Linked DNA regions of Homo sapiens: region 1 is linked to region 2. A link is a loop called in an ENCODE intact Hi-C map of the cell type or tissue named here. Cell type or tissue: CD14-positive monocyte. All regions are shown on one strand. Each heading gives the region's core, and the rest is flanking DNA. Links, peaks and the distances in the headings are about the cores only.

Evidence for each region. Hi-C counts contacts between places; a loop is a spot of excess contacts. Peaks named below come from ENCODE experiments on the same cell type or tissue, not always from the same donor. Only the 100,000 strongest peaks of a DNase experiment are listed, where the experiment ranks them.
Region 1: it touches region 2 in a loop (2.3-fold over the local background); 5 of 110 quality-filtered maps call a loop at or near these places.

Annotation. Positions count from the first base shown.
Region 1 is chr1:247,407,038-247,412,420 of GRCh38, forward strand. No RefSeq gene overlaps it. Among named protein-coding and RNA genes, the nearest start is that of NLRP3, 6.4 kb to the right of the region's middle. RefSeq lists enhancers at 3,320-3,369, 3,480-3,539. In CD14-positive monocyte, for the core only: no CTCF peak of the experiment used is centred there; DNase peaks (open chromatin) are centred at 374, 1,264, 3,004 and 4,734; H3K4me3 peaks cover 3,646 bases; H3K27ac peaks cover 4,607 bases.
Region 2 is chr1:247,484,431-247,489,813 of GRCh38, forward strand. It overlaps the pseudogene OR2W5P. Among named protein-coding and RNA genes, the nearest start is that of OR2B11, 29 kb to the left of the region's middle. In CD14-positive monocyte, for the core only: CTCF peaks have their summits at 2,845 (motif pointing left) and 3,048; a DNase peak (open chromatin) is centred at 2,881.

The DNA.
Region 1 (5,383 bases), core at 70-5,069, 78 kb before region 2:
AGTTGCTGTCACCACTACTTTCAAATTATGCCAGTTATTAGGCCCGCTGCTAGATATGATTAATTGGTGCATAAATATTACAAACTTTAAAAATGTTTTACCATTCTCTTTGTCATCTCTGTGTTTTATTTCATGCACTCGAAGTCCTTGTTCTGATAAAGGATGTATCCGCGTCACCAGTCATCAGAGTGACAGCGAGGTTCGGGCACTGGAACAGTGCCAGGCCGAGGCCTGGGGACGTGCTGGCAGGGCAGGCAGCGTGAGTCCTGCCTCCTGCTTTCATCCTGTGCTCTCTGCTCCTCTTTGTGGGGTGTGGTCCTCTCCAGACTAACAGGAAGTCTCCTTGACTCACACCAAAACCTACATGTCACAGATTTGGGGTGATTTCACTTGCACTTCTCAGTGACTGGTGTCAGCATGGCTGAGGCTGGTCTTGACCTGCAGTTTCTCCCACACTGGGAACAGACAACCATTTGCTCTGGCAGATGCTCGTCCGTGTTTCCTCCCCACTTCCTGCTGTTGCTCACAGTGTCCAAAGAGGTTTTGGGGTTTGCCCGTGGACTTGACCTTGTGGTTCCAAAGAGAGCGGGGCTCAGGGTTGATGACTCCACTAGTTTGTGCTTCAGCCCTGGGAAAACCTTGATTCTCTTTGCCACCCCCAAGGTCTACAGAGGGTCTCCCTCATCCTGGCCCTCCTCTTCCCAGTCCCAGGTGCCAAGCACCTGGGGGTCAGTCCCCCACTGAGTGGTGTCTTCATAGAAGTGGAGATTCCTTTTCTGTTTCTCTTTCTTGTTGTTCGTAGTTGATTTTAGAAATGACACGGGGGCTAGAGCTTTCCCCCTGCCCTCTTTATCAGGAACTCTTTTTAGCTTTTTCTGTAACTTTTTAACAAATTGCTGATGTTATTTGCAAAAAACAGATGATACAGAATTGTGTGAAGCAGAAACTTCTTCTCCCAACTCAGTCACCTCTTTTCAGGGTGACCTCGGAGGCAAAAGTGGTATGTATTTTCCATTCTTTTCTCTATGCTTATAAATATATTTCAAGAATTCAGTCCATTTATTATTTATATTGGTATATCTGGTAAAGCGAAATACAGTTTCTTACTTTTAATAATCATATTGTTGCACAACCAATCTCCAGAATGCTTTCATCTTGCAAAAGTGAAACTCTGTACTCATGAAGCACTCATTCCCCATTCCTCTCTCCCCAATCCCCCCACCCTCTGTTTTTTTTTGTCCCTGGTTCTATTTTTTGTTTCTGTGAATTTGGTTACTGTAGAAACTTCCTATACATAGAATCGTACAGTGTGTGTCCCTTGGTGACTGGCCTGTCGCACTCAGCAAATGTCCTCAGGGTTTGTCCATGTTGCAGTGTGTGTCAGAATTTCCTTTCTCTTTAGACTATTCCGTGGTGTGTGTATAGCCCTTGTTGTTTTTCCATTCATCTGTTGCGGGAGACTGGGGTTGTCTCTACCTTTTGGCTCTTGGGCATAGCCACCTGTTATGGACAAGGAGCACTAAAATCACCGTTTTTGTTTTTTTTTTTTTTTCCTGCAGATAACTGACTGCTCTCAAATGTCCCTTATCTCTGATGAAGGAACTTGATTGTTTATTTTTTGATTATTTATTTGTTTAAAGGCAAGGTTGAAAGTCAGGTGCTGTGAATTCCAATTCCTCGAGTTTCCGGTGGGCGATATAAATGAGAGGTGTGGACGGAAAGTAGGAGGTAGTAGGGAGTGGTGAGGACTGTGGAAAACCTGAGTCCATGCTCAGTGGGGGCAGCCTGCACAAGCTCCTGGTGCCACGTTTGTTGAAGGGATGGTGGTTGACTTAGTTCTAGAATTCTAAGTTTTAAACAGAAACCTGAAATCTGACTAGTTTATGTAAAAGCCCTGATTTTACATCTTGGCAACAAACTTAGAAATGTAAGTATACTGTGAGACTGAGATTTTGTGTCTATACCTCACAATAAAGATGAATCAACTAAAAATGTATTCAAAAGAAGACAATATTTTTTAAAAGCACCGAAAATTGTGAAAAAGAAAAAAATGTAGGTGGGATTGAATTTATTCCCTCATATATGAAACTGTTTATATTTCAGCAATGAAATAAAATATAAGTGACTCAGTCACTGGTTTTTAGTCAAGCCATGTATGCCTCACAAAAATCATACTATTGGCTGGGCGTGGTGGCTCGCGCCTGTAATCCCAGCACTTTGGGAGGCCGAGGTGCGTGGATCACCTGAGGTCAGGAGTTGGAGACCAGCCTGACCAATATGGTGAAACCCCATCTCTACTAAAAATACAAAAATTAGCCGGGCGTGGTGGTGGGTGCCTGTAGTCCCAGCTACTCGGGAGGCTGAGGCAGGAGAATTGCTTGAATGCGGGAGGCAGAAATTACAGTGAGCCGAGATTGCGCCACTGCACTCCAGCATGGGCAATAGAGTGGACTCCGTCTCAAGTAAACAAACAAACAAATGAACAAAAAACAAAATCATACTATCTATTACTTTTGTAATGAAGAATACTTACCTGTTTTCCTTCTCTTTGTGAGTTTGCAATAAAGTCCTCTCGATTTGCTTTAACTTGGCATGTGTCTTTCAGAGATATTGGAGAGCACTGGGAGGCATTCCTTAAAGGTAGATGAGGCAAAGAACCAAGACAAGGGGCTCTGGCTCTAACACTCTTGGTGGGTTCTAGAGATCAGATTATGAACACAGGAAAAGGAGAAGATAAATGGGATGAAGAAGCCAATTCCAACATATTACATAGCATGCTTATATGAAGGACTTGGCTTTCGTAAAGTAAGAACTGACAGCTTTTTTCTTGATGGCCATCCACTTTTTAGTCTGTGTCTCAGAAAGTGTAGAGGTCGAGGAATCGGGGGCCCCTGGGACTCTTGGGTCATAGACACATTAGGAAAACCCACCTCAGCTGGGGAAGCTGACTCAGCGCCAGCACTCCAGGCCCCAGAGGAGCAGTCACCCCTGGAAAGAGGGAAGAGCAGCAGCAGCAACGGAAGGTCACGTCTCCTCACAAGAACTCACAAAGTCTCGCTAATGTTATGACTGTACTTTCTGAAACCCAATTTGTCTTTGTTCATACCTTTTCCCTTCCTGCTAGTCACATTTTTTCTGGTGAGAGAAAGTGAAATTGCCATTTTTAATATCAGCCAGTCACTTTCAGTTTGAAATGCAGTCTGTTTCTTGGTAACCTCAGATACTTTGGCACTCCCCACCTCCGATCTCTTCTGTTCTCTCTAGTAGGGGAGGATGTCTGGCTTCTGGGCTGATCTCTGCCTTTGCTGAGCACCCCTGAGATCATCCCACTTGGGCTTGTGTCTTAGTCCGTTTGTACTAACAAAACACCTGAGACTGGGTAATTTCTAAGGAGCAGAAATTTATTTCTTAGAGCTCTGGAGGCCGTGAGGTCCAGGATCAAGGCGCTGGCCTTGGTGCCCGGTGAGAAGTGCTCTCTGCTTCCAAGATGGTGCCTTGTTGCCATGTCCTCACATGGCCCATGGCAGATAGGCAAGAGAGAGCACCCCCTTGAACCCGGAGCCCTTTTACAAGTGTGTGAATCCCATTCATCACCCCACAAACTCAATCACCCCACAAACACCACACCCCTGAATACTATTGTATTGGGGGATTAAGTTCTTTTTAAATTTTTATTTATTTGCGTATTTTTATTTATTTATTTATTTGGAGACAGGATTTGGCTCTGTCACCCAGGCTGAAGTGCAGTGACACAATCTCAGTTCACTGCAAGCCTTGACTTCCTGGGTTCAGAAGATCCTCCCACCTCAGCCTCCCCAGTAGCTGGGGACCACAGGTGATTTCAACTTGAAATCATTCATGCAATTTTAGTTTGGAATTCAGTGCTGTGAGTTCCAGTCCACTTAAGTGAGCTTTGGGTATTTAATGGAAGCAATTATTTTTCTTAAATGTACAAGAGTAAATTATTATTATTTTTTTTTGCATGAATGATGTATGGAAAATCACCGCGTTTTACTTTTGTGAGTTGACTTATTTATTTGTGTTGATTTTGATATTCCCAAATCTGAAACAAAATTTTTTCAGAATGCATAATAACACACAGAGTATGGTGGTCTTTCATTGACAAGTTTTTATGTATGATTAGAGTATCTTTTCAAGATTCATAATCTGCATTTTTTTAATATAGGGTCTCACTCTGTCACCCAGGCTGGAGTGCAGTGGCACAGTCCTAGCTCACTGCAGCCTCAATTTCCTGGGCTCAAGCGATCCTCCCACCTCAGCGTCCTGAGTAGCTGGTACTACAGGCATGCACCACCACATCCGTCTATTTTTTAATTTTTTGTGGAGATGGGGTCTCACTATGTTGCCCAGGCTGCTCTTGGCCTCCTGGCTTCAAGTGATCCTCCTGCCTCAAACCTCCCAAAGCGTTGGGATTACAGGTGTGAGCCACTGAAACTGGCCTGACCTACAATTTGAATACTACTGTACAGTTTACATTTTGCTGTCAGGTATTATTTTATTTATTTTTTCCTCTCTACAATAATGTATTATAGATCAGGTCTTGTTTTATTTGAGCCTCACAGGAAAGCTGAGGTGAGGGTCGCAGGCAAGGAGTCGGACCACAGGAGTGGTCGCAGCATTCAGCGGAGAGTGAAGCAGCGAAGGCTGGAAACCTCATCTGCTTCTCGTGAACTTCCCACTGCCCCAAGTGACTGATGTCCTTACACAATTGCAGCCAGTTCGCCAGCTGCATGAGTGACAGTGGCATAATTGACGATTGCCAAAAACGGAAACAGCCCAACTGTCCTTTGCCTAGGGAATAGAAAACCAAATTGTGGCCTATCCAACCCATGAAATACTTAACTGCAGTAAAAAGGAATAAGCTACTGATCTGAATCTCACAGGCATCATATGAAGTGAGCGGACTCGCTCACCAAAGGCTGCACACTGTTTATGTGATGCTCTGGAAAAGGTAATGCTTTAGCAGGTGGAAGAAGTGGGGCTGCGGGTGGGGACAGAGGCTGACTATGTGGCAGCACAGTGGGTGGGGACAGAGGCTGCACAGGGAGCATGTGCAGCTGATGCAGGTGCTCTGTGTGGGCTGTGGTGGTGGGTAGCTATATGCTTGTGAGCACTCACAGGCCTGTGCATGAAAAAGGTGCGAATATTTATTTTATTGTACATATTTCAGGTGTATAACATGGCAGTTTGATATACATAGTGAAATGATTGCTGCAGTCAAGCAAATTAACATGAGTTAACATAGCCACCATCTCACATAATAATCTTTCTTGTGGGTGGTAAAAACATCTAAAATCTCTCTTAGCAAATTTCAGGTTTATAATATTTTTAACTATCGTTCCCACACTGTTTGTTAGATCTC
Region 2 (5,383 bases), core at 292-5,291:
TATATACAGTTGTTTGTCACTTCATCATTACAACAATCCTTTAAATTAAGTTATATTGTGCTTCCACTTTATGGATGAAAAAAATGGAAGCTTATGGAGGTTAGTTTGTCAAAATTATAAAGTTATTAAGATGCAAAATGTGGGTTGAAGCCCAAGTTTGTTTGTTTCCAAAGCCTTTACACCAAAACAAACACAAATTATTGGACAATTTAGCTAAAGTGCTTCAGCATCTCCATCGGTCTCTGGTGATGTGGTGTCCTGTGGTTCCTGTTAGCTTACAATCACCCTCCTTCCCAACTAAGCAGGTTCTCCAGGAACAGGTATGAGGTGATGCAGGTGAGTTGCTTCAAAACCTTCCTTTCTTCAGGAACATCTCAAGATAAGAATATAGGTAGAAGAATTCATACCTCAGTCTATTAAATGATATCATTAACATGCCCATTGAGACTTCTACAGGGATTTTTGATTTTACAGTTGGCAAAAAAATACACCTAATTCCTCATACAAAACCGCACAGAAATCCCACATGGAGAATAAAATTGTGCAACACAACCTGTCTAATGGATCCATCTTAAACATTTCTTCATGTCATAGTACCACAAGAATATTACTGAAACATTACAGTCTACCTAAAGAGAACTTTTGAGTGTGAAGAGATGTGGGCCTATGCCAGTGGTTCTCAAACTTGCTGTGCCTCGGCGCCACGTAGAGGGTCCATGAAAACACAAATTGCTGGACCCCATCCCAGAGTGTCTGATTCAGCTGCTTTCGAGTAGGGTCCCAGAACGTGAAACTCTAAGAAATTTTCAGGCAATGCTCATGGGGCTGGTCCTCGGACCACACTTTGAGACTTGCTGGCCTGGAGATTATAGGTAACTTGCCCATGTTTTGTGGCTGCTGAGAGAGTTAGGGCCCAACCTCAGGGCCAGGTGTCAGCTAGCTCTCTGACTGCCTTTTCATCTGCCTCATTATTGCTGTTAATTACTGTTCAAGGACCAAACTATTTCTAGGACTTCCCATAAGTTCTAAACATGTATATGGGATTTTGATCCTAAGGATTTTGTGTTACATAATGGGAATTTTAAATATTTCATTTTCAAGCTCTCCCACAGATACCCAAACTCAAGAAAACGGGCACAGATGCAAATGCATGTATTCAAATACCGAGCTGCAGACCTCACACGAATTAGGAAAAGTCACTAACGATTACAATACTGCACTCATCCCTTAGTATCTACGGGGGATTGGTCCCAGGACTCCCTGAGATACCAAAGTCCGCGAATGCTCAAGTCCCTTGTATAAAATGGTGTCATCTTGTATATAAACTATGCACATACTCACACAAAATTTAAATTATCTCTACATTACTTATAATACTTGATATAATGCCTCTCCACCACTTCATTTGTGTGGATTCAATGTAGCACTCGGTGCATAGCAAATTCAAGTTTTGCTTTTGGAACTTGGTGGAATTTTTTTCCTGAATATTTTCCATTCAAGGTTGATTGAATCCACAGATGTGGAACCCATGGATAGGAGGGCTGACTTTATATTAAAATTGTTGATACCAAATTTGAGTTATTTTCTGTGAATCTCAACCTGTTTATAAGCAGACACAAAGAAACACACATACAAAGAGTTGTAGATACTTCCAGAAAAAAAGCTATGCAAACACATCCACAAAAATTCACGGTTAAAACACAAAAGCTAGAGAGATGAAGAAGTTTAGCAATATTTGTTATCTGAGTAAAAATACGGCTTCATTATCTTCATGCTTTAGTAAATTAAGCCAACTGGTCACGGTTCATTAATAAGAGACCTCCAATTATTTCCTTTTCCATTTATTTTTAATTTGTATTCATTAATGAAACACTGTTAAAGGAAATTTTAAAAGAAAATATATTCTCATTAATCTTGTCCGAACACTAACTATACTTTAGGTATGTATCTACAAGTTCAAATGATAATAAATTCATAGCTTATTATAATTGAAAACAAGCATGTATTACAAAAAAATCCTACTGTGAATAGTAGTTTCTTTACTTGGGAATAAATTTCACATGTATTTTTAAAAAAATCATAAAAATAAGAGGGAATATAAACACCACCACTTTTAGGGTGCTAAATTGTGTATTAAAAAGCTTCACATAAGTCTTGAAGAAAAGATAATTCATATCCCTTTTCTGCCATAGATTGCACTGTGAACCTAATGGACTTCATTCACTCCTCCAGGAAAGGGAAATACTGAATCAAGAAACAAATTGTAAACATCAATACTATAGAAGGTGTTGTGTTAAACTCCAAATGCAAAAATTCTCTTTCATTTTAGCTAGAAATATCTATTTTCAAAGTTCTAGAAATGACAGAATCCCATGCAGTAAAAAGACAATTTTATTATTTAAAAAAAAAAAAAACTTAAAATGTTAACTTGGAGCCTGAAAAACCATAGTTTGAATCTCTTTACTAATTATCCTCCACCTCAATAGTATCAGTTCCATTTTATTTAATGTAATGGGAAGGGTAAGAGATAAGATGATTGGTGAGAGGTGGTTCCAGTTTGGGCAGCCAGTGGCTACTAGTTATTTGACCTTGAGTAAGTCAGTCACCACAGTGTAGTTGGAAATTAATTTTTCCTTATGTAAAATTAGAAAATAAGGTGTTTTTTTCAAACTGTATGCAAGTTTTTTTAATCAATAAATGTTAACAGCTGATATTCAAGAAAATTGGAGATATTCTATTTTCTGCTACTTCTTAAGAAATTCCTATTTTGACTTAATACACCAATGCCAGTTTAAAAATGCTAAATAAAATCTTCCACACACATGATTTTTGGCAGCTGTATGGAAGGCTGATGTTGCCATCTAGTGTTTCTGTTTGAGAGGTCTCCTGTAGGAGGTGAGATGGGAGAGCCTTGGCTACTGGGAAGACACATGCACAGTGAATGTGGGGAGAGGTAGGGCAGAGTAACCCACACAGGACTCTCCTGGATGAACACCAGCCTCCTGATGTAGCCCCATCCCTGCAGGAGGTAAAAATATTGAGTGGAATGGAGGGAAGAACTGAAGTTTCCTGTGGCCTCTTAATGTGGCAATAACAGACCCAAGAGTTTCCTATATCAGTGTCCCCCTTACCTCATTATTTCTTATATTGGAGGATGTACATTCTTTGGGGATGCTTGCCTCCCCACATTTTAATGATTTTAATTTTGTGAGTCCAGGACCAAATGAAGAAATTGATCTACTTCTGTTTTGACATAGAACCCAGAAATTAATTCTCTTTTCAAGAATACCTGAGCCCCACATTTGGGAACTTTCTGTGTTGCCTCCCCGGTGAGTTTTGTGTTTGTGTGTGTTGTGGGGGGCGGGGGGCGGGGGGGGGGCGGTGGCCGGGCCAATCTCTAGATGACACGAGTCCCTGAGGTCTTAGCTCTGTGAACAAGCTGATGTCACTTTTCCTCATGCCCCTAGATGACTCCAAATCCCCAAGGTGAGATGGCATTGAAGTTGTCCTCCTATCCACTTAGTATGAACCAATCAAATGACATTGTCTATATTCTCAAAGCTCTTAGAACTAAGTGTGCTTTCCTTTATCCCTGGGGCTGGTCTGCCATCTCCTTGACCCTAGACTACCTGTATATATGGACGTGAGATAAAACATGTTGACTTGAAATGTGGCACTATGCCACACCACTCACTTAGCTTGTCATTCCTGCCCACAGTTCATCATTTCTCTTCCAAGCTCTGCTACTTAAAGGCTTATTAACACTTAAATGGGACAGACATTATTTTTGTGCTCAATCTCCTTTCAGGGTTTTCAGTGTAATTTCCTCTGGAAGATCCAGAAACTAAAAGGGACAAGAATTAGCTGCCTTATCCATGAGAAAACTCCTGGTTGGTCTCCGGAATTGAAGTAAGGAGGGTTGACAGAATCATAGGTCTTCTACTTTCTGGGAAGAACAAGGGTGAGATTTTAATACAAGCTTTGTCGTGGCAATGAGATTTATATCTGTATCTTCAGTCGTCTGTATGCAGATATAGAGTTATCTTGTAATAGTTTTGATTAGAGTTTATATCTGTTAGAACACCAGAGTAACGGGTTTCTCAATGCCAACTCGCAATTTGGAACTCCATTTTGGAAAAGAGACATTGTATCCAACTCGGAAACAATCAAATGCACCAAATTCTAGCAAAGTGTATCTAAAGTAGATTAGGAGTGATTATGTGATTATCCATTATCCATTTGTCCATTGCTAGCTGAGCCAATCCTAGGGCCTCTTCTGAGCCTACATGCACACACAATAAACCAATCTTTTTAGTCTCTTGATAAAATGATAGCTGATTTGAACAGAGAACCGTGTAATTCTGTTTTCGCACAAATCAAGCATTGCAAATCTCTGGCGATTTTGAGAGTGATCACAAGCTTCTCTCTGGAAACTGCTCATGATGATGGATTTTATTGTTAGGATTGTAATGTGTAGGTTAATGGGAGTGCTGTAATGAGTGATCAACTTTAAACAACTACAGCTTTAAGTGGGTGAGAAATAGGAACAGGGAGGAAGGCAGAATGAATGGAAACTTGGGTTAATGCATAGGGCTGGCACTATAAACCTTGCTCTGATATGAAGCTGTAGTGCAAGCATTGGCTATTCTTTCTTCTTCTCTATTATTGAGGTTGATCATCTCTAACATGGAGATTCTAATGCCTGGCCTGTCCACTTTGCAGGGCTGCTGTGATGATGGTCTGAAACTAGAGTGTGAAAGCTCTGTAAAAGTCTAATGTACGCTAATGTGAAAGGGTTGTGATTGTTTATGTTGTGCTCTATACCTAAGCCAGGCAAAAATAGCTCTATTGCTTGGCATTGTTAAATCCTTTTCAGTAAGCACAGAGAACCATTTGGTGGATTCTCCTCTATATGGGTTGGTACAGTTTTGGGCATAACCTTCAGCCAGAGAATCAACCCAATTCAGACCTTGGCGTCTAAGTTTTCAAAATTAGTAAGCATTTATAGTATTATGTGTCAACTAAACTATTAAAGGTATTTGGGCATTTCTAAGAGCTGTATTCCTTGCAATTTCATGGTTCTGAACTAAAGAGCTAAGAAATGTGAGAAGACAGGATGCATTAATTTATAGTTGAATACCTGTTAGGTGAAACAGAGAAGAGCCTCTGCATATTTGTCATAAGGGTGAGCAGTGGGACATTTTGGATTGAAAGAATAAAGCATTGTGAAAAAAAGTAGTTTTGAACAGATGACTACAAGGTAAATTTGCAGTTTTGGTTAAGGAGTCAGACCCTAAGTGATAAACTTTGCTGAGATCACCCAAAGTGATCACAACTTTATCACCCAAAGTGATAAAGTTGCTGAGCAATTTGTGTAGCTTGT